2 separate regions of the Homo sapiens genome follow, and region 2 is linked to region 1. A link is a loop called in an ENCODE intact Hi-C map of the cell type or tissue named here. Cell type or tissue: Caco-2. All regions are shown on one strand. Links, peaks and the distances in the headings refer to the core of each region. The heading gives the core; the rest is flanking DNA. Region 1 overlaps LOC105370003 (a long non-coding RNA gene). Region 2 overlaps LOC105370003 (a long non-coding RNA gene).

Evidence for each region. Peaks named below come from ENCODE experiments on the same cell type or tissue, not always from the same donor. Only the 100,000 strongest peaks of a DNase experiment are listed, where the experiment ranks them.
Region 2: it touches region 1 in a loop (6-fold over the local background); 2 of 110 quality-filtered maps call a loop at or near these places.

Annotation. Positions count from the first base shown.
Region 1 is chr12:115,466,340-115,481,810 of GRCh38, forward strand. The region is part of intron 2 of LOC105370003 (a long non-coding RNA gene); the gene reads right to left. Among named protein-coding and RNA genes, the nearest start is that of LINC02463, 410 kb to the right of the region's middle. RefSeq lists enhancers at 7,919-9,118, 14,782-14,861. In Caco-2, for the core only: no CTCF peak of the experiment used is centred there; DNase peaks (open chromatin) are centred at 4,422, 8,452 and 8,792.
Region 2 is chr12:115,415,445-115,430,915 of GRCh38, forward strand. All of the region lies in intron 2 of LOC105370003 (a long non-coding RNA gene), which reads right to left. Among named protein-coding and RNA genes, the nearest start is that of LINC02463, 460 kb to the right of the region's middle. In Caco-2, for the core only: no CTCF peak of the experiment used is centred there; DNase peaks (open chromatin) are centred at 6,745 and 8,193.

The DNA.
Region 1 (15,471 bases), core at 3,958-11,957:
TCTATTCAGAGTTTTTCTTGTGGGCAGCTTGCATTTACTCATTCTTTCATTCCAGAAGTATTTATTTAGCCCCTGCTATGTGCCAGGCATTGTGATAATAGTTGGAATGCAGAGGTGAATTAAAGAGTATGGGCTTGTCTATATAAATAAATAAATATATATGTATATGTGTGTGTATAACACCTATTATATATATTATGTATTAGGTGTGTGTTGTATATATATGTTTATATATGTGTGTGTTTATGTATAAGTATATATGTGATAAGAGTTTATAATCCTATATAGAGACAGATGTATTAAAATGGATTTTTTTTTTTTTGAGACAGAGTCTTACTCTGTCATCAAAGCTGGAGTGCAGTGGTGCAATCTAGGCTCACAGTGACCTACACCTCCCATGTTCAAACGATTCTCCTGCCTCAGCCTCCCAAGTAGCAGGGATTACAGGCACACGCCACCACATCCAGGTAAATTTTTTTATTTTTAGTAGACTTGGGGTTTTGCCATATTGGCCAGGCTGGTCTCTAACTCCTGACCTCAAGTGATCCACCCACCTCAGCCTCCCAAAGTGCTGGGATTATAGGCATGAACCACCGCCCCCTGCTAAAATGGCTTTTATTCTGGTGGATAAATAAAGAAAACAGACCAGGACTTCTGCAAAATAATTTTTTTGCTACGGGCAAAGAAAATATAAATTTCTTTTTACTATAATACAATTTAGCAAACATTAACTGAGCATCTACTGTGTGCATAGCCCCATGCTGGGTTCTCTGAGGATACATTCATGAATAAGAGGCTACCCTCAGAAAGCTCATACTCTGGTATGATTATGAGCCAAAGATATTCATTTCTTACAGTGTCCATCACTAGCTAGTGGAGGGAGCAGTATGGCCTAGTGGGTGGTGAGTGCCTACAGCCTGCTCTCAGGTCATCTGAGTCTAAGTCACGTGCATCAGGCACCTCCTAGCTGTGACCTTAGGCAAGTGATCTAACTGGGCCTCAGTTTCTTCATCTGTCAAATTGTGCATAAAAATAGTGCCTACTGGGCGGATCACGAGGTCAGGAGTTTGAGACCAGCCTGACCAAAATGGTGAAACCCCATCTCTACTAAAAATACAAAAAGTAGCCAGGTGTGGTGGTGGGTGCCTGTAATCCCAGCTACTCAGGAGGCTGAGGCAGAAAAATTGCTTGAACCTGGGAGGCGGAGGTTGCAGTGAGCTGAGATTGTGCCACTGCATTTCAGCCTGGGTGACAGAGCAAGATTCTGTCTCAAAAAAAAAAAAAAAAAAGATAATAATAATAATAATGCCTACCTTTTGGGGTAATTGTACAAATTCAATGAAGTTCTGTACGTCAGGGGCTGAGCAAGGAGTATGGCATGCATTAAACACTCACAACTTAGTGAGTAACAGAGGAGTAGAAGAGTATTATTTTAAAAGCACTTTTATTGAATTAGTAAGTGCTGGATTCAATGAAGAAGACTTGGTGAGGTTTTTAAAAAAATTTTTGTTTTAATTTTTCCAATGAGGGTTTTTGAGTTTTTTTGTTTTTTTTTTTTTGTTTTTTGATAGTCAGAATTGACCTTCCTGCATTCTACTGCATTTTTCTGTTGCAGAAACTGCTTATTTTTAAAGGCCCTGAACTTAGCTTCTCTTTGCCTTTAGACAAGTCTCACCTGAGGGCTCTATATAGACCAAAGGACCTATTTAGAGTGACCAACTGTCCCCGGGTGCCAGAGCCTGAAGGGTTTTCTAGGACATAGGACTCTCAGTGCTAAAACCAGGACAGTCCTGGGCAAACCAGAGTGGCTAGTACCCCTCCTGGGTACATAACAAGAAGGTGCACATGTACAGTCTCTCTGGGTGTCCGCAAGTGTGGGCCTCAGAAAATGAAAGTGACACCCGGACAACACACAGCTGTGTCTGGCACCCGAAGGACAAGGTCCACAGGACAGAGCCCTAGCAGCCTGAGACCTGCATGCATCTACCCCACCTAAGGCTGCCTCTGCCACAGCACAGCCTGCTGGTGACTCAGCAGCCTTCTAGGTCCTGAGCCGCAGCTTCCAATCACTGAGAGCAGCTCTTGCTCCTGATACTAGTTATCAGTGACTCTTATTAGGTATACTAGTTATACTAGGTATGAGTGACTCTTGAGTCACTCAGAGAGGATTCGGAATGGAGGTAGGATGGAAGAATTAGCAACTGCATGCGAGGTGCAACATGAGAGCCATGGCTTTGTTCTTAGGGTTGGTTCTGGATTCAAATTTAGCTCTGCTACTCTCTAGTGACATGACTTTGGACAAGCTACCTACCTCTTCTGAGCCTCATTTTCCTATTTGGAGAACTACATAACACATGTCACCTACTTAGCGTAGGGAAGGGTACACAGACAGGACTTCATAAATGGCACTCATCAATGACAATTGTTGCTACTATTGTACTGGCATGATCACACATAGTATTGACATGATCATAAAAACACATTATTGTGACTAGCATCGACAGGATTATAAATAGTATTGACATTATCGCAAATTGGGAACATGGCTATTCCTCCCTCCTCATCCTTTAAGCCATTTAAAATAGCTGCAAAATCCAGACCAACACTTCAAACAGAAACACAAACACAAAAATTTAGAAGTGGTGGTGAGTCTCTTTACAAGTTCAAACAAACAAACAAAAAAAAGATGTTCAAGTAGGATACATTAAAAACACGTAGATTCGATTTTTAAAATCTCTACTTTTTTTTCCAGCTTTGGAAGAGACAATTCTTCCAAATTCTCATGGTCTAAATCAATCTCTCCCAAAGTATGTTTAGGTAAAAATATGTATTATTTTATGAAATAATAAAATAAAATAAAATAAAGGAGGTAGTCCAGGAATTAAATGGGTTTGGGGAATATTGAACTAAATTAAATGTAATGAGTTTCTTTACTGCAAGACTTCTCAAAGCTTTTACTACACGGATCAATTTCCTGACTCTCCGAGAGGGGAAGCATGTGATGCCGTCCCCCTATTGACTTGGTAATGCCACCCTTTGTTCATGGAACATGGACTAGGGTTGGGTGGAATGGAGTTGAAAAGTTCTAATTCAGATGTTTCTGCCGAAGTTCTAGATTCTTCCTCATCTCAGTCCACACCCCATCGCATGGCTTCCTAGGGAATTCCTACTTTATTCCTGGTCTCTGAATCCTTCCACTTGGCCACTCAAGAGCTCTGACTCATTCCTGAGCTTGGCCTTTACTCCTAAGTGGGTCTGAATTCTACCCACTGACCTCCCAAGGAATAGGACACTAGAATCTGAGCAAACATGGAAACTTTTCTCTGTATCTCATCCCTCCTTTCTGGGAAACTGGGTGTTGTTGTTGTTGTTTGATCTACCAATATGTTTCATTTCTCCTCAGAGAGCATTGCTATTCGATGAAGATGATGGACATGTTGATGCTCCTCATGATGATAAAATAAGAAATAGCTTATCTTTACAGAGCAGATACTATGTGCCTGGCACTGTCCCTCATCCCTGTGCAGTGGATACTATTATAAATGAGGAAACTGAGGTTACAGGAAGGTCTGTGGCTTTCCCATGATTACCCACCTAGTAAGTTGTAGAACCTGTCTCTACATGAATGATCTCATTCGAGACCACCAGAAAATTGACTTAATTCAGAACTCATTTTTTTAAACTACATGATGCTGATTTTTCTCAAAAACATAAGTAAAGATCCTAAATGAACTCTAACAGGCAGACCCTCATCAAAATGATCACATCAAGTAGGTTTGGGAAATATCGAACTAAATTAAATTTAATGAGTTTCTTTACGACAGAACTTCTCAAAGCTCAAACGAGGGCCCTGTAAACCCTCAGCTTCCTTTAAACACTAACTTAGGATACCTCAAAATATAAGATGAGCACCCCAAGCCCCATACAATATGGCGACCAATGACGTGAGCCTTGAATAACCATCTTCCACCATCTGTTTCAGCTTGGCAGGGGAAACAAAGGCATACAGCCCCAGGTTACATGCTGATGTGACTCACAGATGTGTTGGCTTTACCCTATCTCTGCCATTGGCATTCTTTTATTCCATCAGCATCTCAGGGTTTTGTTTTGGGTTTTTTTCTTCTAAATAATGGGGTAATGAAGCAACCCTATCCTATGCCAAAAGATGCTTTCCTGACCTGGGGTACTCACAAGTCCAACCCTTCAAGTTATTAATTACAAGCCCAGAATCACCTCCGCCCAGTCCCCCACCCCAGCCAGCAGAGATAAGGTGCTGTCCTACTTCCTCCAGCAAACTGTCTCCTTGTCACGTCGTTGGCGCCACCGAGGTGACTGGCGCCCGCCACACCTTCCTGCCCACCCCGTGAGGTGGCAGCTTATCATCTGAGAGTGAAGTGATGCGTGTGTCCACACACAGGCTGGTTGCAGACAGTATTTGCAGGCTTGTAAAAGGTGCTATATAAATCAATTATTAATACTAATCAGAACATGATGGCCCCACTAGCAGGAGAGGGGAGGCCCAGACGTGGGGGCCACACCCTCCTTGACACAGTCAGTCAGGAGCCAGGTATCTCACGAGTTATAAAGAGATGTGAGGAGAGATGACCCAAGAGTGATAAGAATTAACCTCTTCTCCACGGGTCCCACCTGGCCCTTCAAAAGCCTCTGCCTGACAGCACTGCCTAAGTTAAAGAAAGTTCTGGAACTTTAGAATGACAGGACTTTGAGAGCAAGGCCTTGGTGCCAGTACTTAGTCCTACGCTCTCTGTTGGATTCAGTCAGGGCTGTAGTTTATCCTCATTGGACTCTAGAGGGTGCCTACCAAGACATATTTCTCACAACCAGGTTGTCACTTCTTGACATTGGGTGGCGCCATTCACGGACCATGGATCTGGGTTTATTTTCTTAAGCCACTTTCTGTTTCCCCCTTGGGATCCACCTTGTGAGCTTGGAGCCAAAGAAACCATTTCTTCATGTAATAGATGTGATGAATTGATTTCAGGTTTATTCTCAGATGTTCCAAGATCCTGGTCTAGTTTGGTTACCCTCCTAAGAGCATTCAAATTATCTTCATGGGTGGTACGAAAGTCACACAGACAAACAAAAACCAAAATAAGTATCACCCATCACCAGAAAGTAATAAGTATCATGTATCCCATGACCCTTGGAATCTGCTACTGTCAAGGTGGCATATCCAAAGTGGACAATCTTAGTTGATTCATTAGTGATTGACAGTTAGTTGACAATTAGTGATTAACACTAAATCCTAAAGGTTGGATATCCCTGTCCTAAAAAAATTGATAATAAAAATGAATATTTGTTCAGCATGAATATCCTAAGAATCTAAAGTACCAAGAAAGGTGGCATAAAACGGAGGAAGGATCCTGGAGGAAATGAAATGGAAGAGACCCAGAGAGTCATCGCACAGAAAAAGCCTGGGATAGATGAGCAATGATGGATCTAGATAGCAGACACCACTCCAGGGAGATACCAGCCTCAACTCGCTTTTATTCTGGGGTGGACAGTAAAGTCAGTGTAGGCAGAATAATGCCCAACCCCCACCCCAAAGACTTCCACATCCTAATCCCTGGAATCCCCAGAATTTGGGAATATGTGACCTTACATAGCAAAAGAGACTCGTAGATGTGATTAAGCTAAGGACCCTGAGATGAGGGGATTATGCTGGATTACCCAGGAGGGTCCAATGTCATCACAAGGGTCTTCATAAGAAAGAAACAGGAGAGGCAGAGACAGAGGAGATGTGAAGGCAAGCAGAGATCAGGGCAATGCAACTACTGGCTTTGAAGAACAGAAGGGGGCCGTGAGCCGAGGCCTGTGAGCAGCCTCTAGGAGAAAAAAAGAAAAAAGCAAGGAAACTGATTCTCGTCTAAAGTGTCCAGAAGAGATGCAGCCCTGCCAAGACCTTGATTTTAGAACTTATTATCTCCGGAATTGTAAAAAAAATTGTAAATATGCATTGTTTCAGGCCACTGCATTTGTGGTAATTCTGTTGCAGCAGCAGTACTAAATTAATATAATGGGTAAGTTTGGGCTGTTCTCCAATCTCAGCCCTCTTAGGCACCCTGAAGAGCTGTGGTCAGTTGCAGGGTGTGACACATAACTTATTTCTAATCATTATTCAATCACTAAAGTTTGGGAATTATTTACTTAAAAGTTTAGGCCAGGCGCAGTGGCTCACGCCTGTAATCCCAGCACTTGGGGAGACTGATGCAGGAGGATTGCTTTAGTCCAGGCATTCAAGACCAGCCTGGGCAACAAGACAAAACCGCATCTCTACAAAAAATAGAAAAAATTAGCCAGACATGGTGGCACATGCTTGTAATCCCAGCTACTCGGGAGGCTGAGAGAGAAGGATTGCTTGAGTCCCAGAAGGGGAGGTTGCAGTGAGTTGAGAGTGCACCACTACATTCCAGCCTGGGTGACAGGGTGAGACCTTGTCTCAAAAAAAAAAAAAAAAAAAAAAGATTTAGAATAGGTTTCTGCATTTATTCATTCATTCAATAAATATTTATTGAACACCTCCTATGTGCCAGGTCTCTTCCTGGTGCTGGGATGAAGAGGTAATTGAGCCAGGTAAATAGCTGCCCCCATGAAAGTGACAATCTAATGGAATGACTCTATGGTGAAGAGGTGAACAGTTGAATGACTCACGTCATTGCAGATAATGATGAGGGCCATGAGGATGCTGGAGAGTGGACCAGAAACTGACCCTAACCCCACCCATGCCCACAACAGGGCACGTTCTGCAGGTCAACATCTCTGCTTAGGAAGCATTGCGGGAGATTCTATGCCAAGGAACATTTGAACCCTGCTGATGATGTTAGGGAAGACACTGTAGGTGATAGCAGAGTCTTAAGGGGGTTGAAGAAACGTGGGGTCAAGCCACTTAAGGGGTGCCCAGGCTACTTCCTATGGGCATCTCACAGGTCTCCTCAACCCAGTGACTTCGGGGCTATACAATAGCACTACCTGGGTGGCTTTTTAGTTGTTATTTTAATTATACAGTGGAAAGACAGTTTGGACATATAAACAAACACTTCTCAAATTCCAGCTGGCACATAGATCCCCTGGAACCTTGTCAAAATGAGACTGGTTCAGCAGGTCTGAGGTGGGGCCTGAGATTCAGTATTTCTTGCCAGCTCCCAGGGAATGTCCAAGCTGCCAGGCCACGGACCACACGCTCTGGATTAGCAAGGGGGTGGACAACCAAATTAGCCAAATTCCACCAACAGCCCCCAAATGGGTAAATCGCCAAGTGCAAAGGGTTAATAGTTATCTTCTTGTAACACCCCAGTAGTTTTCTGCACATGGGCTGCAGGGTACACTTATACTCTGACACTTACTAATTGTGGCATCTGGGGTAAGTTACTTCATGACCCTGTGCCTCAGTTTTTCCATCCATAAAATGGGATCATGATGGTATCTACTTCAGAGAGTTGTTATGAGGATTCAATGAGTAAATACAGGAAAAGTACTGCATGTCGTCAGTGTTCAATGTGTGGTAGCTATCCGAACTAACGTTTCTTCCCCTCTTTAGACCATAGCTTCATAAGGACAAATTTTGCACCTGATATTTTAAATGTGCTCTATGCTGAGCCTGGATTCTGGCACTTAGTAAGTGCTTTATATGTCTGTCACATCAATCAATGGCTTAATGAATGAAAGGATACAAGCAAACCAAATAAATTTAGTTTGTTTTGTTTTGTTTTGTTTTGAGGCAAAGTCTTTCTCTGTCACCCAGGCTGGAGTGCAGTGGTGTGATCTCGGCTCACTGCAACCTCCGCCTTCTGGGTTCAAACGATTCTCCTGCCTCAGCCTCCTGAGTAGCTGGGATTATAGGCGTGCACCACCACACCTGGCTAATTTTTGCATTTTTAGTAGAGATGGGGTTTTGCCATCTTGGCCAGGCTGGTCTCGAACTCCTGACCTCTAGTGATCCGCTTGCCTTGGCCTTCCAAACTGCTGGGATTATAGGCATAAGCCACCGTGCCCAGCCTCCAAATGAGTTTATTTTCAAAGGCACCGTCAAAGGAAGAAAAGGGGAAAGGGGGTAAAGGGAGAAATTCACATTTATTGATTAGCTATCCTGTGCCCAGCATGGCACCAGTTGCTTTTCATACACCATTATAGTTCATGCAGTCAAGAGGCCTAAGACAGAAGAAAGAGAGATCCTGCAGGTTGAGGCTTAAAGAGGCAAAAACACTTGCTCAGGATCTCGTGGCTGTTAAGTGACGAAGGTAGGGTTCAAAGCCATGCCTGCCCAAGCTGGTTTTCCTCACCAACCCTGTGACACAAAACCTTCTCTGACCCCCGGTATTTCCCATTAAGAGAATTAGTCACCGTTGGCTTTGATCGGCTGGGCTGGGCTGGCAATGTAGTCCTTAATGGCATTTCTCTCAGGCCCTTATCTTTATTAACTGTGAATTTATCTTCCTCCAGAGATAGGGCTCTGGGTGAAGGGCCCCCTGCCCACACCTAGGCAAGTCTTACCTGCTCTGAACGGACCAGCAGGTGACTGTGAGTCCTTTAATTGCCTTCTTCCTCACCTAACCCCTTCCCTTAAGTTCAAACCTGCACTGTAAACATGATCTCCAGGACCAAAGGTAAGGGAGGTGAAGCTTGTGGATATTAACCCATAAAAACCCTTGATAAGCCCAGCGCATTTCATAGCACCATAAATTAATTCTTGTCCTTCATAGCCTGTGAGGAGAGCAGAAGATGAAGAGCAAACTGAGGAGTCACGCAAGGCCAATGATTGCACAATTGGCGCCGAGAGATGCTATCTGAGTCGGAACAGAAGAGGCTGACCCCAGAGTGTCCCCTTCTAGCAGGTGAAGGGTTTGGGCCAGATCATCCTGTATGGATTGTGACATTGTATGAATTCGAAAACGAAAGAAAGCGCTCTGTGAAGGGGCATGAAAGGGCTTGTCCAGCCAGCATTTCATGGCCTGAGACAGTTCCTCTTAGAGTCCATGAGATATAAACAGGTGACTTTTTGTCAAGGCAGAGATTTCCCCCCAATTAGATTGAAACCCCCCTCCTCAGGGTGAGCCTAGAATTAGTGCAGTTTTGATAACTCAAAGAGTGATTGAACTCATTTCAGCCATGTCCTCAAAGTTCTGACCCCAGAGGCCACCTAAGTTCGCCATTTTCTGCAAGTCTTATGGTTCTAAAAAGTTATCTCTTATAATGCTTGAAAAGAAGGTTTAAGAATTTTCCAGTGTATGATGGTTCCGAACAAGCAGAGTCATTTCTCAAGAATTGTTTTTGCAAGGTTGTTTACGACTGGCTTTCTCACTTGTTTGCTTCCTTCTAACACAATTTTCTGAATACCGGCCATGTGCCAGATATTATATTATCAGCCACGGTATACCAGATATACATTTATGGCTTCCTGAAATTCCTGACCTAGTGGAGAATAAAGATTAATCTACCAGAAACTATAATACACTGTGACAAGTTACATGATTAGAGAGAAAATACAGTTGGGATTTTAAACGAACCACCACATGGGCTTGCTTTTGCTACACAGCAAATATCTCTCAAATTCTTCATTCATTTGGAGTCAGCAAATATTTGGAGAATACGAAATCACTTCATTAGTAGCTGAATGCAACCTACAAGGTAATCCATATAACACACTCCAAGGCCAATCATCAAATTCATTTGAATATTCCACTTCTTGGGGTTTCGTGCTCATCAATTCCCTACATGTATAGATGGTATGAGATAGCCCATACTTCAAATGTTTCAAAAATATTATTTGAGTTGTCAAACATTATAAAATTAAAAACTCACTTAGGCAATGTAGAAAAGAAGATGAGTCAATATCTTTAAGAGTGTGACTTTGAGAAATTGGCTTAGGACAGAGATAAGGTAAAATTCAAAAACTCATTTTTGACCTGAAAAATATGTTGCCCTCCCTAAGACTTACCAAAAACAAAAAGAAAAAAAAACAAACATATCGAACTCAGATCCACAACCTGATTTTCAAAATCAGTCTACACAAATATTCATGTTTAAAGATGTCCTTCACGGTGTTATTTATAATACAAGAAACTTGAAAGACCCTACAAGTTCATTAGTAGGAGAATGGTTAGCTAGCAATTAAGTAGCAAATAAAAACATTTAGAAAGCTTTTACTGACATGTAAAAGAAAGATTTCTGATGCTAGGATGAAAGGCAGAATACAAAATAAAATATTAAATAGTTTTAAATAAGTTTTAAGGATCGAGAATAAAGAAAGACACCAAAATGTTAACAAAAGTTGCCTCTGGGCAATGGAAATGATATTAAACAAATGAGATTTGGTGCTTGAGACCTTTGGATCAAATCCTGGCTTCACCACCTTTTACTTGGATTTCTTTTTCTTTTTCTTTTATCCTAAAACATTAGTATTTTATTTTTATTTTTTTATTTCCATAGGTTTTGGGGGAACAGGTGGTGTTTGTTTACATGAGTTACTTCTTTAGTGGTGATTAGTGAAATTTTGGTGCACCCATCACCCGAGCAGTATACACTGAACCCAATTTCTAGCCTTTTATCCCTCACCCCCTTCCCATTCTTTCCCCCTGAGTCTCCAAAGTCCATTGGGTCATCCTTATGCCTTTGCGTCCTCATAGCTTAGCTCCCACCTATGAGTGAGAACGTACGATGTTTGGTTTTCCATTCCTGAGTTACTTCACTTAGAATAATAGTCTCCAATCCCATCTAGGTTGCTGCAAATGCCATTAATTCATGCGTTTTTATGGCCAAGTAGTATTCCATTGTGTGTGTATGTGTATATATATACACATATATATATACACATACACACACATATATACACATATATATATACATACACACACATACCACAATTTCTTTATATGTATATATATGTGTATATATGTATATGTGTATATATGTGTATGTATATACACACTACATATGTGTATATATGTGTATGTATATACACATACACACACATGCCACAATTTCTTTATCTACTTGTTGATTGATGGGCATTTCTGTTGGTGCCACATTTTTGCAGTTGCGAATTGTGCTGCTATAAAAATGTGTATGTAAGTATCTTTGGATTAATATTCTCTCTCAACTTCTTTTTCATCTTCTAAAAAATGGGCTCATAACAATACCTGCCTCATAGTGCTGCTGTAAGAATTAAAAGAAATAATGCAAGTATGGGAGCATAAATTAGTTCAGCCATTGTGGAACACAGTGTGGCGATTTCTTAAAGAACTTAAAATAGAATTACCATTCAACCCAGCAATCCCATTACTGGGTATATACCCAAAGGAATATAAATCATTCTACTATAAAGACACATGCATGTGTATGTTCATTGCAACAGTGTTCATAATAGCAAAGACATAGAGTCAACCTAAATGCTCATCAACAGTAGACTGGATAAAGAAAATGTGGTATATATACACCACGGAATACTATGCAGCCATAAAAAAGAATGAGATCATGTCCTTTACATAGAACATGGATGGAGCTAGAGGCCATTATCCTAAGCAAACTAACACAAGAACAGGAAATGAAATACTTCATTTTCTCACTTATAAGTGGAAGCTAAACAATTAAAACACCTGTAATCCCAGCACTTTGGGGGGCCAAGGCAGGCAGATCACGAGGTCAGGAGATCGAGACCATCCTGGCTAACACAGTGAAATCCCATCTCCACTAAAAATACAAAAAAATTAGCCAGGCTGGTGGTGGGCGCATGTAGTTCCAGCTAATCGGGAGGCTGAGGCAGGAGAATGGCATGAACCCAGGAGGCGGAGCTTGCAGTGAGCCGAGATTGAGCCACTGCACTCCAGCCCGGGCCACAGAGAGAGACTCTGTCTCAAAAAAAAAAAAAGTGGACACAAAGAGGGGAAAAACAGACACTGAGGCCTACTTGAGGATGGAGGATGGCAGGAGGGAGAGGATAAGAATAAATATCTGTCGGGTACCATGTTTATTACCTGGGTGATGAAATAATCTGTACACCAAACCCTTGTGACACACAGTTTACCTATATAACAAACCTGCACGTGTACCTCTGAACCTAAAATAAACGTTTAAAAAATAATATATACTAAATGATTAATAATGGAAACTATTATATGTGAGCATATGTAATACAATATTATGGGTATATACTTTAATAAGCTTTCCACAAGTTAAATATACTATACATGGCATCAGAAACAGATTGATCTTAAACTTTTTAAATTTTACAATTAGAAATAGAATTTCAGATGTCAAACTGCCATCAAATAGGCTTAGTTCCATTGTTCCAGTGCTTTAGCAATGAACCAGGCTTGGCAGGGGTTGTGGTGATTCAAAACTCTGAGCAAGGTTTAAATGCTGATAGGGATCATTTCTTACCTTTATAGAGAAACGTTCATAAATCATGAGAGAGGGTTTGAATCTCTGTGTATTTGTCCTATGAGTATAAAGTAAGGTTGTTTTCTTGTAAGCAGAGAAGGAGATTTTTACTGTTCATATAAAGTGAATTTATGGAAGCCGGGCACAGTAGCTTGTCCTACCTGTAATCCTAACTACTTGGGAAGCCAGAGCAGGAGGATCCCTTGAGGTCAGGAGTTCAAGACCAGCCTGAGCAACATAGCCAGACCCTGTCTCTAAAAAAGAAGAAAAAATGAATTTTAAAGAAAAAATAGGAAAAGGGGGGAAAAAACAAAAAAAAAAAGTGAGTTTATGACTAGCTGGAAAACACAAAGAACTAGCATTTAGAGTATAAATTCCTAAAGGGCTAGAACTTTCCATGAAGAGATACCATTTTTCTTGCTCAAATTTTAGAAAACAAATGGGGAGAAAAATGATTGCCTATTAGAAGTTTAGTAAACAGAGACAGAACTTCCAGAAGTAACATCCACATGTTCTTTCCCTGACTCCCAGAATCCAGAGACCCATGAATAACCAACCATACTGAAAATGGAGGCAAAATGATGAGCTCGTATGAGAAATCTCATTGCCTTCCATCACATTCTCAAAGCAACCTCTGACTCCCAGATAGTTGGGAAACTCTGTCTTATATCTTCAAAGTTGGATGAAAGGAGATATTTCAAATGATGGATCACAAGACACACAAGGAAATATGTAGTTTCATAGACTTCTCTAGGCTGGCCTAGCTCACTACTCTGTGCCTGGCACATAGTAGGCACGAAATGAATGAATGAATGAAGAAATGAGATACAAAGATTACCCACACAAAACGATGGATGTGCCAGGTATCCAGATTTTATGTTAAATCTCAGTTACCCACAAAATCCACTTTCTTTAAACACCCAGTCTCCTGAACATACCAATTAATATTATAATGTTTGAAGTGTTCTTTTCACGGAAGCTGCAGAGATGGAAGTTCTGACAATCTATCCAATGTCAGAGGCAAAGAAGGACCAACAGGTTGGAATCGTGCAGAGTAAATATTTAAACATGGGTAGTTCAATAGCTGTTAAATAGGTTCAGTAACAGGCTCATTTTTAAACGTCAATACTCTTACTAATGGTAATGCACTAGCCTTCAATAGAAGGGAGGCAACTGAGTTGAAGTCATTTTTAATCAGAAGTCAACAGGAACTAGTGTCTCAGACAAGCCCCCACCACCCATCCACTAAATTGGTAAAAACAAAACAACAAATGAAATACAGTTTTCTATTTCCCAGAAGCCAAGCCTTCATGGATTGCTGAAGTTGATGAGGTCCACGGATTTTACCTGGGCAGGGTGAGGATAAGGAATGACTGGGGAAAGACAAGTAAGGCAAGGGAATAGGGAATCTGAGTTTTCTCTCGGATTGTTTTTGTTAAGGGGAACTGTTAAAAACTTTCATTTTGCTCGGGCGCGGTGGCTCACTCCTGTAATCCCAGCACCTTGGGAGGCCAAGGCGGGCGGATCACGGTCAGGAGATCGAGACCATCCTGGCTAACACGGTGAAACCCAGTCTCTACTAAAAATACAAAAAAAAAAAAAAAAAATTAGCTGGGCGTGGTGGCAGGTGCCTGTAGTCCCAGCTACTCGGGAGGCTGAGGCAGGAGAATGGTGTGAACCCAGGAGGCAGAGTTTGCAGTGAGCCGAGATCACGCCACTGAACTCCAGCCTGGGCGACAGAGCAAGACTCCATCTCAAGAAAAAAAAAAAAAACAAAAAAAAACTTTCAAGTTCAGGGGTATATGTGCAGGTTTGTTCTACAGCTAAACTCGTGTCATGAGGGTTTATTGTACAGACTATTTTGCCACCCAGGTATTAAGCCTAGTACCCATTAGTTATATTTCCTGATCTTCTCCCTCCTCCCACACTCCAGTCTCTGGTAGGCCACAGTTTGTTGTTCCCCTCCTTGTGACCATGTATTCTCATCATTTAGCTCCCACTTACAAGTGAGAATATGCAGTATTTGCTTTTCCGTTTCTGCGTTAGTTTGCTAGGGATAATGGCCTCCAGCTCCATCCATGTTCCTACAAAGGACATGATCTTTTTCTTTTTTACGGCTACGTAGTATTCCATGGTGTGTATGTACCACATTTTCTTTATTCACTCTACCACTGATGGGCATTTAGGTTGATTCCATGTCTTTGCTATTGTGAATAGTGCTGCAATGAACGTATGTATGCATGTGTCTTTATGGTAGAATAATTTATATTCCTTAGGGTATATACCCAGTAATGGGATTGCTGGGTCGAATGGTAGTTCTGTTTTTTAGGTCTTTTAGGAATCGCCACGCTATTTTTCATAGTGGTTGAACTAATTTACACTCCCATCCACTCTCTCAGATTATTTAAACAAGCAAAGACTTGGCTTTTTAACCTGGCTGCAGGTAGTAGCTGTGAAGCCTTGAGTAAGGAAGTTAACCACCTGAGCGTGGTGAATGCCATGTGCCCTCCCAGCCCCCAGCTCCCTGAGTCTTATGTTTCTATTTCACTTTCCTATTTCAGTGCAAGTAGTCAGACTTACAGCTGTCAGCACCTGGACTCTTCAGCCTGAGGTTTTTTTCTGCCTGTGCACAGGCCATGGAAGAAGTGGCCTGAATCAGTGCTTCCACCCAGTGGCCCTCAATCATTGACGGACAGGAACTGGCCTCTTCTCTGCAGTGCCTGCTCTGCACTGACTCTCAGTGTTCCTGGGGAGGATTGAGCCCCTGTTTCCTGCAGAGGTGACCTGCTCACTTCCCACCCAGTGCTCCAGGATTAACTCCCAAATAAAGCACTTTCACCTGATATCTTGTCTCAGGTCAGGGCATCACTCTGGGACCCCCAAAAAAGACTGGAAGTGTCTGTCTCTCTATCTGCAAAATGAGGACAGTAATAGCACCTACCTTAGAGGCCCGATGTATAAATTAAATGTGATAACCTTATGAAGCATTGCACCATGCCTGGCACTAACCAGGAACTCAATAAGTATCAGCTATGGTCATTATTAATCCCATACATCAAAATAAGCATCCTTCAA
Region 2 (15,471 bases), core at 3,246-11,245, 52 kb before region 1:
CTGATCACAAAGCCCCCACCCTCTTAAAAGAATATTCAGATTCCAGTTTTACAGGATGGGCAGGGATCATCAAATCACATTTAAGTTCATCCTTCAGATGAACTTCACAGAATTCAACAGCATACCTGTCAGGTTAGGAACAACACATTTGGGAAATAAGCCACCATCCGAGACCTTCTGATCTCACGCATTTTTAACAAAGGCCATTTTGGAAAGTAATTTTGATATAGATAGTTCTTTGTACTTACCAAGACTCATTTGCTGCTGAGCATGTAAGATGTACAATGCATTAAAATAATGTAATTATTTTGTCTATACTATTAATATTTTCCATTTTAAATAACTTATTTTTAAATTACAAAGATGATTGTTATAAAATACAGGAGCATCGGAGAGAAAAAATTACACATAATTCTGTCACCCAGATATTGGTATAGTTGTATATAATTAATTACAAACTTGTAAACATAGCTATAGATACAAACATTTATTAGTGTCTTTTTCATAAAATTGGTATTGTACTCTTTATTCTGCCATCTGAATTTACTGTATCATGAATAACTTTTTATTACATTTAGAATTCTTCAGCAGCATACATTTTATTGGCTGCATATAATTTTATTGTAAGAATAAACTGTGATTTTTATAATCAGCCTCTTTACTCTTATGCATTTTAGTTGTTTCCATTTTTTTAACTGTTCTACACAACACTGCAATGAACTTCCTTGAGAGTAAACTGTTGTAGCCATCTGTGATTATTTAGCAAGACAAATTTCTAACTGAAGCATTCCTAGGTCAAAAGAAATGAACTTTTAGATTATAACTGCTTTCAAATTTATAACATTTAATAATTGGTACTTCCCACTAATTTTTATGACATGTAAAGTCTCACTGTTATTTCAGGTTAGTGAGATTTTATGACCTATTTTCATAATTATCAGTGTAATAAAGCAAGTTTTCCCTTCAACTACTTTTCATCTACTTTTCTTTTGCCCTTGTAGATCATCCTTGCCCAAGAAAAAAATCCTCCTCCCTTTGAGAAAGTACATACAAAGTTTATTTTTTTAAAAAAACTGAAAAAAGTATGAGAAAATAATGTTCATTAAATGTCTATCTATAGGTGTTTGTGACATTTATTCTCTGTATGTATTTTTCTGTGTGCTTGAGTTATTACATGGCTAAAAGGAAAAGGAAAAGAAGTGTTAATAAAAATAGTGGGGGCACCAAAGAGAGAATGAACATTTCTCCTTGAGAAGAGCTTAAAAGAATCCATAGAAAAAGAGAGCCTTTATCTGAGCCTTGGAAAAATTGGGGAGGTGTGCGCCCAGCTAACAGGATGGGTGAGGAACAAGGTGCTTCAAGCAGAGGAAGCAGCCTGAGCGAAGGCAGGGTGTGTGAAATGGTATGGCACAGCCAGGAAAACCATGGGGACTCCTGGGCCTACCTGTTATAAACACATTACTTATCTTCTCTGCTTCTCAGTTTCCCTCTCTCTAAAATGGGGCTAATACAACTACAAGCCTCCCAGGGTTATTGTCTTGATCCAATTGTGCTGCTATACCAAAATACCACAGACTAGGTCATTATAAGAAACAGAAGCTTATTCCTCACAGTTCTGGGGGCTGGGAAGTCCTAGATCAAGCAGGCAGTTTTGGTGTCTGGTGAGAACCCTATTTCCTCTTCCAAGATGGCACCTCACTGCTGCATCTTCCAAAAAGGATGAATGCTATGTCTTCACATGGCAAAGGATGGAAGGGCCACAAGGTGTTTCTTTCAACCTTGACCCCTTTTATAAGGATGCTAATCTCATTCATGGTGACTTAATCACCTGCCAAAGGCCACACCTAATACTCTTGCACTGGGGATTAAGTTTCAACATAAATTTTAGAGGGGACACCATCATTGAAACCATGGTAGTTATCATGAAGATTCTGTGGGATAAGCACCTATCACAGCACCTGGCAGTTGGTAAGTACTCAAAAATTATGAGCTATGAAAAAGATAAACTTCAACATGGTGAGCACATAGTGTACAAGTGGGGTAGGCAGGAAGAAAGAGAAAAGACACAATTCATTCATTTATGCATCCATTCATTCAAAGTTGACAGAGTAGGGGATACAGCTTTAAACATCATGCTACCCTGTCCTCAAAGCATATCAGTCTACATGGGTAGAGAGAAAGGTACAATCCCTTCAATATTGGGATAAATATGCGTGTTCACATGAAGAGGTGTGGTCTCCAATCTGGAGGGAGCATCCAAATGCCTTTACATAGCTTGTAAGACCCTTTCTTGTATTCGCAGAAAATGTTTGGTGTGTGTAATGTTTGGTAGACATGTTGCAATAGTGATAAATGTCACTCCAACCCAGGGTTACCCATCCCCACTAGGGAGATATCATTCCAGGTAATAGCTGGTAACAGATCACAGCAGACTGAAGGACAGTATAGTGCAGTGATTAGAAACACAGACTCTGGAGCCAGACTGTCTAGATTCAAGTCATATAATCAAAGCACATATTTATATCCAACCTCATATTGTATAGCTGTTGGGAGGATTAAGTGAGTAAATATTTGTAAATTACCTAGGGCACAGCTTAGAATGTAAGTGCTTTACTATTATTATGTCTTACCAAATCTTAATATTTGATAATCATTAGATGAATGAATTAATGATGAACTCTTTTAAGCCAAAGAGTGACAGGATGCACTCAATATTTCAGAAAGAGCCAACTTTCCTTATCATTCCTCTGGAAATTGGCTGAACCTCTCTTTGGAGGAATTTACCTATGGATGAATTCAGCAGGGCTACTAAAGATTACATTCTCTTCAGTCCCAGCAGTTTTCTGGTCTTTCTCCTTCACACCAGGACCTCTATACCACCTAAGAAACATTCTTAGATGAATACCCTGAGGTTGGAATTGTGCAAGGGAAAGGACTTGGCTTACACAGCTTAGTAAGTGATGGGAAGTATTGCTTTAGAACTAATTTATGTAGGAACAAGAACCACTTACCTTTTAGAAGTGCCTTGTTTCCTTTGATCCTGACAATAACCCTGAAAGAGGAGTCTAATCAGCCCCATTCTTCAGATGAGGAAAATTGGATGCCAAGAAATTGGGTGAATTCTAAAAATGTTGAATTGTGTTATAGTTAAGATCAAGGGTGTAAGAATCAAAATGCAGTGAGAATCCCATTTTAGCTCTTTGCCAGGGCAACCTTGGACAAATTACTGAAATTGCCTAAACTTCAGTTTCCTCATCTGTTAAATATAGACAGTGATTGTTCTTGTGTTTTGGGATTCTTGTTATGAGCTTATAAAAAGAGCACTTAGTGCCTGGCATACAGTAAATGGGAGATGTGACTATTTCTGCTCAGACTCCTGTAAAATTGTTCATCTAGCCTCAGCCCATTTAGTTGTGTTGAGTGAAAAAAAATGCACAGGCAAAGCAGAGGTCAATGTTTCCAGAGTAAAAATAGAATATCTCTGCCCATGAAAGATAAACCCAATCTTTAGGAACATAAAATGGAAACATGGAGAAGGAGCTAACGAGCCATTTTGCTGACTAAATGTTGTTGTTTCTCTAGACTGCCTATGAGATGTCCAGAGGTGCTAGAAGAATATTGCATACGGTTGTGAGTTCTTGCTTTTGCTAATTTTCCCCCACAAAGTTTTGGCTGAGGACGAAACAATGATTCACATCATAGCTTACCTCACTCAAAGAATCAAGAGAAAATATTGCAATTCAATCAACAAAGCCCATGCCCAAATAATCCACCTTCAGATACCCAAATGAGAACTTTAGAGCTTCTTAAAGCCACAAAGCCAAATTAGAACTCTGGTAAGTCAGTTACAATTTGGCTAAAGACCAAAGCCATCAAATCCAAGAGAGAATCCAGAAGAAAGAACAAGTCATTAGAGCAGGCACAGCTTTCAGACCAGTGAGCAGAAAGAGTAGCCACTGACCACTGGTTGGCTAAAATGCTGAGGAAAAAATGTGACTAAAAATTCTACAAAGCAACATTAACATCCAGTGGGGTCTAGAGTCCAGCCTGAAATGTCGGAACAATGGTAGCTTTCATTGACTTATATACTTATGTGAATACTTATGTGAATAGCTATATTTTAAGATTTCTAATTGAAGTAGTATAACATCCCAAAAGTAAAAAAAAATGAACAGATCATAAGTTTACAATTTGATAAATTTTCCAAAAGGAATACAACATAGAACAGACACATAGATTACCCAAAAACCACATTACCAGCCCCCGACAAGTCCCTCTCATCCCCCCTCCTATTATTAACACCTCCTCCCACAAGGTACCCCTTATCCTGACTTCCAAAATCATAGATTGGTTTTTACCTGTTTTCACACTTTATGTAATAGAATCATACACTATGTCATCTTTTGTCTTTGACTTTGTTTAGTCAACACTGTTTGTGATATTCACACGTGCTGTTGTGTGAATTGAAGATTATTCATGGTCATTGCGGTGTATTATTCCAGTGCATGAATCTACCATTGTTTATCTGTTCTACTCTAGATGGGCATCAGGGCAGTTCCCAGATTGGGCTACTATAAATAGTGCTACTATGAATATTCTGTTATATGTTTTTTAATGACCATATGAGCACATACATTTCCATGAGATTTTCCACGTTGGTGTGCAATTGTTGCATCGGAGAAAGACACATGTTCAACTTTAATAGATTCAGCCTGTTCTTTTATAGTGCCAATTTATTCCTGCACAAGAAAAATAGCTATGATGTTTTGAGCACTTACTATGTGTCCAGTATTTCACTGGGCCCATTACATGGGCCAACTTATTATATCCCTACAAACCTGAGAGTAGAATGACGTTAATACCCCCGTTTAAAAGACAAGGTAACTGAGTCCCTGGGAGGTGATATGGTCTGGCCAAGTTCACACAGAGAGTAACTGAAAGAACTGAGATATGACCCAAGGCCCAGCTGACCCCAAACCTCACACTTGCCGTTTTGCCAGTTATGGCAGCTTCTGTTTGGAGTGTGATATGGTTTAGGATAGAGTTTTGAATCATCACATATTGGAATACTCAAAAGAATGAATGGCTGTTTAATATCCATCTCCTCTGGCTGGATTACTTTTCACGCTGCTCACCCCACTTCATCTAGCTACCTTTATTTGCCCCCTCTCCAGATCTCAGAATAGATGCCACTGCCTCTGAGAAGCCTGCCCTGATGTTCCATGGCTAGGTGCTTCCTCTAGCCCCGAACTTCTTGCCATGACCCTTTATGCAAATTATTTTGCTGACCTCTTTAATGACATTTGATCTCATTAGAGTGCATACTCCACAAGGGAAGACTGAGTCTCCTTTGCACAAAGCATAGTACTTGGAAGAGAGCTGGCCTTCAATGAATATTTCTTGAATGAATGAATACTACTTTCTGGAACCCCATAGGCTCACAATCAAGAAAAAAAAAATAAAGAAAGAAGGAAAAGAGCATTTTAACTTGTAGTAGATGTTTAAGACTGGAGTAAAAACCAATAATGCATCAGTCTTCAGCACAGTGGGTCCCCTCAGGACTGCACGTAGGATCCTGTACAGCCTGGCATGTGTTTCCCTGAGGCTTGTAGTTCTGGGGATTTGGTCTGAAACACTCGCGTAGCTTCAGGATAACCACACTGGAACGTCTTTTCCTTCTTTGCCATGTAGACCTGCTCTGATTTCAGAAATGTTATTATGATGCTGAGTGAGAGGAAGATTAGAAGGAACTGAATGTGTCTTCCGTACCTTTGTGTGAACCAAGACCTTACGCATAGACTTAGCTCTAATATCAAGGCCACCTTGTAGGTCCTTTGGCAAGTTCTTTCTTTTATTCATCATTTTTGTCTACCCTTTGACTCCTCTAGCGGCCTGTAAGTCTTTGCAGGCAAGGTCTCTGTCTTGTTCATCATTATATCTGGCACCTGCCTTCATCTGTAGCCTTATCTCATGTCATTCTGCCCCATTCACTAACCTCAAGCCACGCAATTTTTTTTCTGCCTTGGGAGCTATGTATTTAGGCTCATTTCTGTCCCAGGTCTTTTGAGCTGTCTATTCTTTCTGCCTGGATGACTTTTTCTCTTTTCTACATGTGACTCAGCTGTTCTCATTTTCCAGGTTCAGATTATATGTTTCCCCCTTAGAGATGCCTTCCCTGGACACTATTTTTATTTATTCTCCTTTATTATTTTATTGTTTGATAATACAGCTGGGAAATGTTTTGCTTGTTTCTTTACATGTCTAACACCTGCCTCCCTATCTAGAAGTGAGTCCTTATAGAGGCTTAATCATATCTATCTTATTCCCTTATATTTCTTCCAGCTCCTAAAATCAGAAAACTCACTGAATGTCTGTTGAATGAATTGATATATTTCACAGCACTGAGCACAGAATCTAACACATAGTAGACAATCGATCAATGTTTGTTGAATGTATCAGAAATTCTAAGACAATCCCCCAACCCTCCACCCCCTCTCCAAAATAGCTTTCATTCATTCATCCAGTCGGTCAGCAAACATTAACTGAGCAAATACCAGGTACATGTACAGAGTCAACAATGCAGTATTCCTTATCTCAGCAGACAGAGAAGCCATTGAGTTGGTTGCTTCAGCACAAATCCTTGGTTTCATCCTTGATTCCTGTCTTTCTCAATGCACACCCAAACCATCAGCAAATCCTATTGATTCTCCCTTCAAAGTATACACAGAATCCTTCCGCATCCTATCACCTCTACCACGACCCCTCTGGCCCTGAGCGTCATGATCTCTCATCTGGACAATCACAACAGCCTCCTAGATGTTCTCTCTGCTTCTGCTTGTGCCCCGCTATGTTCTGTCCTTCACAAGGCAAGCAAGATGTCTGTTACAGTAATGTAAGCCGTATTATACCCTCACCCTGCTTAATGCCTCCAATGACCTGAGGTCAAATTACAATAAAACCCACACCATAGCTTGCAAAGCCCTATGGGATCCGTCCTTTGCTCACCTCCCTGACCCCATTACCTCACACCTTGCCCCTGCTTTCTCTGCTCCAGCCACACTGAACAACTTGCTCCTCCTCAGATACCCCAGGCACTTCTCACCTTTGCATTTTCTCTTCACTCTCTCCAGAATGCTTTCCCCTGAGAACTACATGGTTCTTTCCTTCACTTCAATCACATCTCTCTTGAAATGTCCAAAAATGGTCCCTGATTTTTGTTACTAAAACAGCCCCCGATCAGGATGCCTTGTCCTTATCCAACTTTATTTTTCATCTTAGCATTTAAAACTGCTTAACAAACTTGCTTGTGTCTCTACAACCTATTGGAAGCATCATGAGAGCAGAGTCTTTAAATGATTTATTCACTGTCACATTCCTCAGCACACAGAAGAGCTTTTTGCATGTAGTGGGCACTCAGTAAGTAGTTGTAAAGAGAGAGAAAAAAGAAAAGAAGGAAGAAAGAAAGGAAGGAGGAAGGGAGGAGAGAAGGAGGAAGGGAGGAGGGAAGGAGAGAGAGAAAGAGAGGGGAGAAAGAAAGGAGGGAGGGGGGGAGTCAGGAAAGAAGGAGGAATGGAAGGGAGGAAGGAAGGGAGAGGAAGGAGGGAGACAGGAAACAGGGAGGGAGGAAAGAGGGAGAAAGGAAAGAGGAAGGAAGAAAGGAAAAAAGGAAGAAATGAAAGTGGAGAGTAAAGAAGGAAGGAAAGAGGGAGGAAAAGGGAGGGAAGGAAGGAAGGAAGGAGGGAGAAAGGAAAGAAGGAGGGAGGGAGGAAAAAGAGGAGGAGGGAGGGAGAGAGAGAGGAAGGAAGGAAGGAAGGGAGGGAGGAAGGGAGGGAGGGAGTGGGGAGGGAGGCAGGGAGGAGTGAAGGACTGAAAAATGAGATGAATGAATAAATAGAGAAGTGAATGAATAAATGATTGAGACCCAGTCCCTGCCACCTACAAACTCCCAGGATAAGTCCCAGTTCAGCTCCCTCAGAAGTCCCCTAACCAGTCCAATGTAACCCACTTTGCCTGCACTCATCATTGAGGGAGCCCCTGCCCAGCACTGCCCTTCCTTTCTCCACATTTCCCCCTTTGTCCTCCTCCTCCCTCCCAACCCCACCTCTGCCTCCCATGTTACAGATTAAAAGCAACAGCCAAGCTGGCATTTACTGACTGTCAAACACCTCTCTTAGTTTCCTCAGAACAAACAGACTCAGCCTATGTTTTTGTTTGTTTTCTTCCTTTTTCTAAGCTGCTGAGCTGTCCCTGGAATTGTGCAAGAGGTCACACGGAGGGACTGTCAACAGCTCCCTAACGTAGGTTCCTACCCCAGAAAGGGGGTCCAGGTTTTACAGGCCCAAGCGCTTGGGCAGGAACACACACACACACACAGGCTGCTGTTTGTTTTCTCCGACAGGTCGGGCATTTCCCCCCTGGGAGAGAGGAAGCTTAAAACACAGAAGGCCCCCTTCTCTAATTAGACATGAGAAACAGTTTGGATAAGCAGAGGCATGTCACCCAACTGTACAATCCCTTCCTGGAGAGCAGGAGGGTTGAAGCCTTTCAGGGATATTTTTTTTCCACTTTGTTTTTAAATTTTAAAAGTTTTATAAAGAAACATTTCATATATTTTATATAATATAATGAAAGTCAAAAGTCCCTAATAAAACCTTTAACTCCATATCTCCCAAAAAAACAAGAGTTTGTTGTTCAATCATGCATTCATTGATCCATTCAACAAATATTTATGGAGTGCCTACTACACACCAGACACTGTTCTAGCTTTTTGGGAGTGCAAAAGCAAGTAAAAGCTGACCTTTCCAGAAAGTTTCTCTTTGCAGCCAAAAATTTAAAAATGATCTATTACAAACAGGGGAGAAACTGGTCACTTCTGTGTCATCCCACATAACCCTCGCAGAGTGATTGTACTAGACACACTGTTTGGGGCTTCATTTTCTTTATTTAAACATACATCTTGAGTTCTTTTCCATATCCGTTCATAAACTTCTACCTTGTGCATTTCAGAAGCTGCACAGTGCTCCATTGTTTAGCAGTACCATAACGTATGGAAAGTTTTCTGTAGTTGGATACTTGGGTTATTTCCAAGCTGATTTCTAGAAGTGAGATTGCTTGAAAGAAGGAAAGGGTTGAAAACCTGACAGATATTTGCAAAAGGAGTGAAAGACTTTGAAAAGTGAAGGGTTAACTTGGCATCTACCCTTAGCTTCACATGCTCCGTCCATCTCATCTTAAAAGTAAAGAGGGTTTTTCCTAAGACACCTGGGGAGTTGGAGAATTCACTGACATTTACTGAACATAAAGGTATGTCTAACCTTATGAAATCCTGATTCTCCCTTGTCTTGCTGGATGATAATTGTCTAGTTATATATTGGTTTCTACCATGAGACCATGGGCTTCTGGAAAGCCAGGGACTTATCTTTCTAGTGCCTAGAATAGAACTAGAGACAGGGAGAGTACTCAGTAAAAGCCTGCTGAAGGAATAATTAATTTGAAAGGAATGAATGAGGTATCTATCCGAAAGAAAAGAAATTATTACACCAGTACTTGAATGTTTATTGCAGCACTACTCATAATAGCAAAGATATGGAGTCAACCCAAGTGTCTGTCAATGGATGATTGGATAAAGAAAATGTAGCACATTATATATATACACACACATACACATATATATGATACTTTACCTATAGTACTATAATATATAGTACATATAATTATAACCTTTTAATATATAATATTACTATATATAATGTACTACATTATAATATATATAAAGTTATATATATATTATATATAAAGTAATACATACACACACACACCATGGCATACTACATAGCCATAAAAATAATGAAATCATGCCTTTTGCAGCAACACAGATGGAACCGGAGGCCATTATCTTAAGTGAAATAACTCAGAAGGAGAAAGTCAAATATCACATGCTCTCACTCATAAGTAGGAACTAAATAATGTGTATGCACGGGGACAGACAGTGGAATAATAGACACTGGAGTTGGGAATAGTGGGAGGGTAGGACTGTGGTGAGGAACAAAAAGTTATCTAATGGGTACAAGGTACACTATTGGTGTGATGGCTATACGGAAAGCCCAGACTTCACCACTACACAGTCTATCCATGTATCAAGAATTCACTTGTACTCCCTAAAGTTATAAAAGTACAAAAATAAATAAATAAATTTTAAAATGAGAAAAAAGAATGAATGAATAGACAGACTTTGGGTGGATAAATAGATAAATGGGTTGGTGGTTAGAAAAACAGAAGGATAGATGTATGTATAAATGCATGGATGGATGGATTTAAAGTAGATAGATAGGGCTGGGCATAGTGGCTCACACCTGCAATCCCAGCACTTTGGGAGGCTGAGGTGGGCAGGTCACTTGAGGCCAGGAGTTTGAGACCACTCTGGCCAATATGGCAAACCCCCATCTCTACCACAAATACAAAAAAAAAAAAAAATAGCCAGGCGTTGTGGCACATGACTGTAGTCCCAGCTACTCCAGAGGCTGAGGCAGGAGAATCACTTGAACCTAGAGGCAGAGGTTGCAGTGAGCTGAGATCATACACCACTGCTGCACTCCAGCCTGAGCAATAGAGTGAGACTCTATCTCAAAAAAAAAAAAAGTGAGTAGATAGCTGGGTAGATGGATAGATACTTAAACATATGGAGAAATAGATGAATGACTATACAGATAAAATGGTGAATGAATGAATGAGTGAATGAATGAATGAATGAACATACAAAGAAGTGAGTGCATGAGTAAGTTAATGAGTGAAAGGGTGGGTAGATAGACGGATGATGACCAACGGATACATTTACACAGTTAACAAATTATAAAGATGATTACTTAGCAAAATAATTAATAGATTATTATAGAATTTCCCATAAGATTCATTTTAATAATAAACTCCTTGGATACATTAAACATTATCATTCGATTTGCATGTTGCTTGTGAGAGACACACCAAATGTGATTAGTGAACCCAACTGCAACCCATTCTAGATCTTAGTGCTTAGTTCACCATGGGAGTCCAACAGATAGTAATTCATCAAGGTGATGAATAAGAAGGAAGAGGTTATGTGGCTCTCAGGGCACCAGGTGTGATGCCCCATTACCAACATCTGCCATCCAACATCTAGAACAGTGGGAATGTGATGCCAGGGACTCTTTGGGCCTGGAAAATCACTGCCTAAAATTGCCTCCTTCATAAATGCACATCCTCCTGTCCGGAGTGTTTAAATACCCAAGCCATCACCAAGGAATGAAAAAGCCCCACCTGTCTTCATAGGTGGCACATAGAGCCATCTTTCCAAAATCAACAGAGATTAACAAGTCACTCCACTTTCAATCAATGCATCACTAGACTTCTGTCCCAATTTGTCTGTCAAACCCTTTGACCTGACCAGGAGCCTCTGGGTCTCCTGATCCCTTGCCCCAGCCCTCAAAGGCCATCAGTTAAACAAACCACCTTGGGAGCCATCAGCACATCTTCCAAGGCAAACAAGCCTTGGCCCCAGTGAGGTCAGCAGCAAGAAGGGTGAGGCAATTAAGCCAGCATGTTTGTCTGAAACTGGTCTCCTGCTGCTGTTCTTGACAGACAGCCACTGGGGCAGTAATTGAATCCCCTGCTTCTGGGAAGAGGAGCAAGTAATATTCATCAAGCACCTGCTTTGTGCCAGGTATTATGCTGGGCTGTGGACAATGTCCCATTTTATCCTAAGAGGGGGCAATTTTCATATGAGAAAACAGGGGCTCAGAGAAGTGAAGTAGCTTACCCAAGGTCACATAGCTATCAAGTGGCAGACGGAGGATTTAAAGTTAGGTCTGCCTTTTGCTAAAGCGGTTTTAAAAAATATTTTGCAACTTGTGGCTGAAAGGATAAACAATGAGACTTGTCCTCCAGCTTGGTGTCCTTATGGTGGAAGTTTTAAATATTAATGCCTATAAATGCATTTTTTAATCAAAATAAGAAATATGTCAAAGAATGAGGTATTCCATTGCCCAGAGAAGAGAGAAGAGGAAATTAATCAGTTTTGATTGTCTCAATGGGCCAGGAACCCAAACCCTACCCTCATGGAGCTTTCAGTCTAGTAAGAAAAAGAGCTACCAAGCAAAGACTCAAACGAATATACCTGGAACTGCAAACGATGAAAGAAAAGTCCAACGGGCAATGCTGGTATGCAATGGGGGATCCTGAATGTTATCTAGGTTTCAAGGAGGGCTTCCAAGAGAAAGTAACATTTGAATTGAGACTGGAAACACAAGTGGGTATCAGTCAGATTAAAACAGGTAGAAAGATCATCTCAGACAGAGCATGAGCAAAAGCCCTGTGGCACAAAACATCATGTGGCACTTGAGGCAATGAAAAGAGGTTAGGGTGGCTGAATCAGAGAGAAAAGTCAATTAGGTGAGAAAAGACTGGGAGTTCTTTAGGCCCAGATCAAGGAGGGTCTAGCAGGCCATTGAAGTGGACAGAGAGATACACCTAGATCCCTCTTTAAGAAAAAATGTGCTCTGGCTGCTGAGAGCACTGTCAGCAGTTGGCCTTCATCAATCAACCCCTTCAAGGAGTCCCCCAGTAGCAGAGAGCAGCTTTGCAGCCACACCCCTTCTCAAAGAGACCCACATCCCATGAATGATTCATGTGGAAATATAAAGATCTGGCCATCCGAGTCCAATGAGGGACAATGCTGAAGAGCATTCTAGCTCCAAAGCTCCCCATGGGGCTGGCCAAGGCTGTTGTCAACTGCATCCCTGTTCACTTCTGTTCATACTCACTCCTGCTCCTTTCCCTGCCATTGCACAAGGATTTATGCCAAGAACATACCAGAAACATCTTGTGCACTAGACTCCATCTCAGTGTCTGCATTCAGGGGAACTCATAAAGCAAAGCCCGTGCTAAGGAGCTCAGCTTGCATCATAAGAGCAAAGAGACCCGAGGGAAGATTTAAAGAGAAGGTGGTGCAATCCCATTTTTATTTTCCAATGTAGAAATGGCTACTGTCCTGAGGTCTCCCACAATCAAGCATCTTAGAGCCTGGAATCTTCTTCAAATTGGTGCATGAAGGAGAGAGATGGCAGAGGGTATATGTATCCTGACTCTGAGTAACTCTTAAGGCCAAGCCCAGCCAAGCCAGACCCTGGACTTGTTGAGCACAGAGAAGTCCCTTACCCACTGTTGGGGACATGGAGCTAGGAGGTCACAAGGGGTCAACGAGGCTCACATCCAATTGTCCAGTCTTCTCTCAAGGTTGTTGTCCATCTAACCTTTCACATCTGGGCCAGATGAACCATCACCCACCCAGTCATGCAAAATCATGTTGATGTCCCCACCACCATGCTTCACCAGTTGGCCATGCTGTCTCTATTAGGAATGTATTGCAATCTATCTGTCCTGCTACCAGCTACCATAAGGACACCAGCTAACAGAGCACTTTCTACATGTCAAGCACTGTTCAAGAGTAGTTTTACATGAATTATAGACTATCACATTCATAAATTATGACATATTTCATAGAGCATTTTACATGAATTATCTCAGTTCTCAAATGACTCAGTGGCATAAGTACCATTGTTAGAGCTATTTTGCAGATGAGGAAACTGAGACTAGGGAAGCTTAAGTAACTTGCTCAAAGCCACACAGCCATTATACTAAGTGCACAAACTTTGATATAGATGCAGACATACTACTGGTCCCAGGGCCAAGACCCTCAGCCAATACACTTGGCTCCTCTTAGTTCTAATGCTCTTTTCTGGACTATTCCTCCACCCTCCTACCTTTCCCTCTCACTCATCTGTTTCTGTCCCCATCCCCCATCCTCCATATTGTTCTGGAACCCGCATTCTAAAGTTTAGAAAAGAAATATAATCTGAGTATGCCTCCCCTACTTAGCAATCCTTGACAAATAACCAAATATTGTGGAGGCATTAAAATAATACTTACAAATAATGTTTACTGACATGGGTAATGTTTTGGGATATATGTTGAAGGATATACTCTTTACAATGTGATCTGAACTATAGAATAACACAAATAGGAAGATAGTAATACCCTAGAACATTATGAGTGGTTGTGAGGTGTTCTGGAGTTAGGGAGTTAGAACACCCAGAATACAAGCTATCCCCAAAGTGGATGTCCAAAGATACAACATACACAAGGACTACGTATAATTTGAAAGTACTGAATTAATCCACAATACACATTAGATGGCTGAATGAAAAATGGATGGATGAATTGTTTAAAGCTAGATAGTGACAGGGTGTACTCAGCATTATAGAAAGAGCTGTCTATACTCACCATTCATCTAGGAAACTCTCTAAACCCTACTCTTTAAAGGAATTTGCCCATGGAGGTGTTCAACAGGTGAGTTCACACAGATCTTATTGAGCAGAAAATACCACTTATAAAAGGTAAAATAACAGTTTTGCTTTGGGTAAAAGAAAGGATATCAGGCCATTGATAGGAGGCCCTGAAGAACATCTAGGATTCCCAGCCTTTCTTGATTGACAGCTGCCAGACAGCATGTCCCCATGACAACAAGGGATATGGGGGAGCTGAGCCAGAAGCCTGCTTCTTTGCAGCCTTGGGCTCTGTTCTGGGCTCAAGAGCCCATGATGTGAGTGAGAATGTGGTTGTTCATGGGCAACACAACTTGTTAGTCAAACACGAGTCTGATGTAGTCATTGTCTGTAGAAACTTCTTTCCTATATTCTTTTGCACAAAACATTTCTGTGCCTGGCTCAAGGTTAGGTATTTCAGAATAATGTCTAAGATATGGCCCTTCTTCTCCAGAACCTCTGCTGAAGATGGGTCATCATTTCTGAAAAGATCATTTAAATAGACTATGGTAAGTGCAATTCATTTTTCAGACATTATCTCCAAATCCTCAGGAAAAGAGTAAATTCTATTTAGATAAAATTGGGATGCAAAATTGTTTGGCATATGGTAGGCATGCGATAATATTGAGTCAAGAAATTAGCTAACCATCTAGGGCAGAGACAGATTGTCTGCTCACCCAACTCACTTCTTATTCCTCTCGGGTAGACAATGAGATGGTATTTGCCAGCCTCTCTTGCAGTTTGGGGTAGCCATGTGACAGAGTCTGGCCAATGGGATTTGGCAGAAGTGGAAAGCGTCACATCCAGGTTTGGCCCATAAAAACTGCCCATGAGGTCCTCTTCCGGTAAAACAGAGAAACTGGGGCCTTAGAGGAAGGTAGAGTTACAAGATGGAGGGAACCTGGGTCTCTCAATTACCATGCAGAAGACATCCCACTAACTAGGACCACCCAATTGGCCTTTAGTGTGAGATGAATGAACTTCCACTGGGTAAAGCCACTCAAGTGTTGGGGTTATTTGTTACAGCAGCAAGCTTATCCTGCCTGAACCCATCCAAATCCCTCCCTACCCAAGGCCCACTTTAGGCCCAGAGCTAGCACAGGCAGAACCCTCATGT